Linked DNA regions of Homo sapiens: region 1 is linked to region 2. A link is an interaction called in ENCODE POLR2A ChIA-PET data of the cell type or tissue named here. Cell type or tissue: GM12878. All regions are shown on one strand. Region 1 overlaps AGPAT3 (1-acylglycerol-3-phosphate O-acyltransferase 3). Region 2 overlaps ABCG1 (ATP binding cassette subfamily G member 1).

Evidence for each region. ChIA-PET counts read pairs that join two places held together with the same protein. Peaks named below come from ENCODE experiments on the same cell type or tissue, not always from the same donor. Only the 100,000 strongest peaks of a DNase experiment are listed, where the experiment ranks them.
Region 1: POLR2A ChIA-PET joins it to region 2 with 16 read pairs; 2 of 35 experiments call an interaction of 5 or more read pairs at or near these places.

Annotation. Positions count from the first base shown.
Region 1 is chr21:43,915,537-43,918,036 of GRCh38, reverse strand. All of the region lies in intron 2 of AGPAT3 (1-acylglycerol-3-phosphate O-acyltransferase 3), which reads right to left. Among named protein-coding and RNA genes, the nearest start is that of AGPAT3, 52 kb to the right of the region's middle. RefSeq lists enhancers at 678-727, 250-799, 800-1,350. In GM12878, no CTCF peak of the experiment used is centred here; DNase peaks (open chromatin) are centred at 544, 792 and 1,196; H3K4me3 peaks cover 1,659 bases; H3K27ac peaks cover 1,387 bases.
Region 2 is chr21:42,237,106-42,239,605 of GRCh38, reverse strand. The region is part of intron 2 of ABCG1 (ATP binding cassette subfamily G member 1); the gene reads right to left. Among named protein-coding and RNA genes, the nearest start is that of ABCG1, 19 kb to the right of the region's middle. RefSeq lists an enhancer at 2,288-2,337. In GM12878, no CTCF peak of the experiment used is centred here; a DNase peak (open chromatin) is centred at 1,275; H3K27ac peaks cover 1,254 bases.

The DNA of each region.
Region 1 (2,500 bases), 1.7 Mb before region 2:
CAACCCCTACAACACCAACATCCACAACACCCACAACCCCCACAACACCCATAACACAACACCCCCAACACCCACACCCCCTACAACCCCCACAACACCCACAACACCCACACCCCCTACAACACCCACAACACCCGCAACCCCTACAACCCCCACAACCCCCACAACACTCACAACTCCTACAACACCCACAACACAACACCCACAACCCCCACAACACCCACAACACAACCCCCACAATACCCACAATACCCACAACACCCCAACACAGTTCTGCCGGGGAAGATGCCAACTCGACCACCCGGTAGATAAGGCAGCGAAACGAGTTATGCGGACCCCCACCTGCCAGCCTCCTCCCCTGTGTGCCACACATCCCCCCACCTTTAAAAGTTCCCACTTTCTGCTCCAAAAGCAAAGTGGTACCCTCACTTTACCTCTTCCCCTAAGCTAGCTTTGGAATAAAGTCACTTTCTTTATACCCGACGTGCTCTTGTTAATTGGACTCTGCCAGCAGCAAGCGACTAAACCTGTGTTTTGGTCACAGAAACTGTGAAACTGTGTCACACAGAGGCAGAACTTAAAGGCAGAGAGGACACACAGACGGACACCAACGTGGAGATGACTGGAGTGGGAGCGTAAAGCTGCACTCTATAAAACACCTGCAACCAGACGGCAGACCTGAGCGCCTGGAGGGCTCAGCAGAGACCCGGAGGGAGGGTTGTGCCACGGCAGTGCAGGGCAGCAGAAGGAGGAGCAGCGGGACCGCGCCGGCAACAGGCTCACAGCACCCAGAGGGGCGGATGTGCCCTGGATGGAGGTGACGAGCAAGAAGGCTGACAGCGGTACGTGTGTGGGGGGCGGGGGCGGGGGTGCTTACCGTGTGCTTTGAGGACAACCCAGCAAATGGGGCGGTGGGGCAGGCCAGGGCAGAGTGGGCCCCCCTCACTTGCCCGCAGGGTGCCCGGGAGTGGGGAGAGGAAACAGCTTGGCTCTGGGACAGGAGAGAGGGGCCACGGGCTCTGCCACCGTCACTGTTCCTAGAGAAGCAACAGACCTTACCCAAAAAGGAGCAGCCTGAGGATCTTAGATACAGACACGAGCACGAGGCGGCCACAAACAAGACTCCAACTTCCCCGGCTATCCGCTCAACACCACCAAAAACTCGACCGAAGTGAAACAAAAACCCAGAGAGGCAAGAGCAGAAACCACGCATGGGAAGATGCAGGCGTCTGTGCTGTGTGTGCGAACGTGCATGTATTTTATCTGCAACTCCCTAAAATACACAAAATGACCACAGCCCTGGTCCAAACACACCAATCATATCTACCGATACAAAAAGCCTCCAATCACCTACTAAAAGGACAACATTCGCACTGGCTTAAAACAAACCCCAACTCTGCAGATAGAAGAGAAAGACCTAAAACAGAGAAATTCAGCAGAGTTAAAAATACATGAAATAAATATATACTGGAAAAATGCAAAAAAAAAAAAAAGGGTTCAATATCTTGATATTAGACAATAAAATATCAGGCCAAATGAAATAAATGAGACATCAGGAATATAACGCTAAAACTAAAATTCTTAGAGCAGATATAGTCATTCGATATGTTCGTACCAAATAACCCGACACACTTCATTCAGCAGAAATTCTGGGGATGCTACAGAAACCCATCTCAGCATGTGAAGGCAGGAGACGTGCGTGTCCCTTCCAACCCGAGACAGAACACGCGGGCAAGAAATAAGCACACAAGGCTGTCAGACATATAAACAACAAAATTAAAGAAGCAGTGCATAAGGAGAAAGAGGCAATTCTGTACTTGGTAAGAGAGAACACACCTTTCTTTTTTCAGTATCCCATGGAAACATTCATAAACAGCACCCATATATTAAGCAGCAAAGAAATTTTCAACCAATACCAAGTAATAATTAAAATACAAACAATATTCCCTAGAAATTAGTAACAAAATCAGAAAACAGGGTTTTCTACACTGAAATTTAAACATTATCTTCTTAGATATTCCTCTTAAAGGGAAAATAGAAGTAAAAACTGAAGAATTTTTAGAAACCATACTAATAAAACTAAAGCAGTGCTTTAGAGGAAAATTTAACCCATTGATTACTTTACATCTTTAGAAATGAAAGCAAGACAGTAAGAGAATGAATGAAGCCTCCAACTTAAAAAGTTGAAAATTACAAAGTAACTGAAGGAATTAATAAATATAAAAGGAAAAAAATTTTTTTTAATCTTAATAGCTAAATTGAAATTTTTTTTAAATCAACAAAACAGTAAGCTACTTATAGCAGTTTTTAAAAAAAGCTAATCAAGGCCCAGCACAGTAGCTCACGCCTGTAATCCCAGCACTCTGGGAGACCAACGCGGGTGGATCACTTGAGGTCAGGAGTTCAAGAGCAGCCTGGCCAACATGGAGAAACCCCGTCTCTACTAAAAATACAAAAATTAGCCAGGCATGGTGGTGCATGCCTGTAATCCCAGCTACTC
Region 2 (2,500 bases):
ACACCTCCCCTTGCCCCTCCACTCTCAAAGGGCAGCAATGAGGCTCATGGGAGCACATAGGTGTGAGGCTCTGAGCACACTGCCCGGCGCCTAGGAAACACTAAATCAACAGTGGCCACCAACTATACCCTTGCTCTTTCCCTTTCATTTCTAAAGCCTAAGGTATCAAGCCACACTTCACATTTAGAATGAGAACTAAAAGGCTTTGATCCATCTTAGTGATTCTAAGCTATTATGATTTTATTACATCACATATAAGAAGGGTAGCCATGGTTTATTAAGTGCCACAAGCTGGTCACAGTGCTTCACAGGTATCAAGCTATTTGATCTAATAAGATGGATATTTTTATTATTAATATTTCCTTTTCACAGGAGGGGTAAGTCACCCAGTTGCCCTGCTAGTAGGCGGTGGAGCCAATTCTGAACCCAGACTCTCTTACTGTGGAGCCCACATTCCTGAGCTCTATCCTATACTGCCTCCTCCTTTACTGAGGGCATTTTGCTAACAAGTACTACACCTGGAATCATTTTTTTGAAAGAAATAGCGGGAGAAAGAAAATTTTAACTAAGCTCCACATATAGTTCAATTCATCTTAACCTCCTTGTTACATATTAATTTAGAATTACCACAAAGGAGAGTAAGTGCATTTTCTATAAAGCTACAACATTAATGGATTTACATTAAATATTTGCAAATCCAAGAACAATGTTCACGACCTGCCAATAGGTGTGAGACTGTGGCTCCCACCAACCCCAGAGCTGCTGCCACCTCTCCCTGCCACGAGCTGCCAACCAGAGCAGTGGGCACAACATCCTCAATTTTCAGTCATGACCATCTAGCCACAAGACTAAAACACGCAGGAGCTGATAACATCTCACATCCTCCTAAGATAACCTGCATCAACCTCGCCCGTGAGCCAAATTCTGAAGTGTAATGTTGCTTGCCAAGCTTTGTTTGAATGGTGGAAATTTCCATCCAGTAACTCACAAATGTAGATACTGAAATATAAATAGTTCAAAGATGCAAAGCTTGTCATCCAGCGATCTGAAAGTACTTGAGAGATCTCTCAGAAATAATAAGACTGTTACCTGTCTTGTACACGCAAGTACACAAGTCTCAAGATAGAGGGATTTAACGCGTCTGAAATTAGTCATAATATGAGCCATGAGGAAGAAACCAGAAGTCTCAGAAAAGGAACCATACAAAGATTCTCTTGGAGGACAACTCCAGGGAGCATGTAGCCTGTCTTGGGGGAAAGCACAGAGCTCAGAGTGTTGAGATTCGAAATCCCCATTTTGTGTAAGAGATGGCACTCTCTGTGATGCCCAAGCAAAGGCCCTCACTGCTTCCGGCCACAGCATCTTCCTCCCTCAAAAAGAATGGGTAGAAAACCTGACCGCAGGGTTGCTGTGAAGACAGAGTAAGTTACTGCTCACAGACTAATAAATACCAAGCTAATACTATTATTATTAGAAAGAGGAGTATTTGCCTTCATGAAACCAGGAACACGAAAATCAATTTTTAGCAAAATTTGACCTGTAACATTAAAATACCTTGAGCACTATTGTGTGCCAGCCCTGGCTGTAGTGATGACCTCTGCTATTCCTCACTCCAATCCTGAGTTTGGCACTTGGATCAGCCCTGTTCTGCAGATGCAAAAACTGAGGCCCAGGGTCACATGGTTAAGAAGAGGTGGAGCTGGCATTCAAGAGTAGGCTGCTTGACCCAGAATCCAGGCTCTTACCATTCCCCAGCCACCCCTCTGTCCATCCACGGTGCTGTGCGGCCAAAGAAACAGCCCTCAGAAACCACCTGCGTGAAGCTTAGTCAGAGGTGGCTCATGGGTTTGACACAGCAAGGGAAGATCAAAACAGCCCAGCATCTCAAGGCTCTTGGTTTTCCTCTCTACTTCTCCTCTCTACCAAGCTGTCTTTGAGGGTAAAAGTATAGGCTCTTCTACTGTGATTTAGCTTTTTGTGATTCCATTCATTCATTTGCATGCCAGCTCTGAGCCAGGCACTGGCTGGGCAGCTGAGACGCAGGGGTAATTTTGGAAGCTCAGAAGAGAAGCACAAAATCCCATGCTGAGTGCCATAATCCCATGATCGTAGGGGCAGAGGAGTACGAAGAGTAACCAAGAAAGACTCTCCTGGCCACAGGGTTAAGGGTGAATGAAGGAAGGCTTCCCCTAGCCTGGGGAGATGAGGTGGGTTCTTGGTAGAGAGAGTGGCCCAAAGAAAGCACAAATGCTAGAATGACTGGCAGTTCAGCCTGGCTAGCCCATGGGGAGTGGCTGCGGAGACGCAGGGCTGGGAGAGAAAAAGGGCTCCAAGAGAGCCCTGCTGGCCAGGCTAAGCTCTTTGAAATTCATATTCTAGAGACTTAGCCAACTCAGATATTGAGGTATAGTTCTCAAGAAGCACAGAACGCCCCTGGGAAGAGAGAAGGTGACAAAATGATGCTGCCCATTTTCCTCTCTAAACCAGATGAAATTCAGAG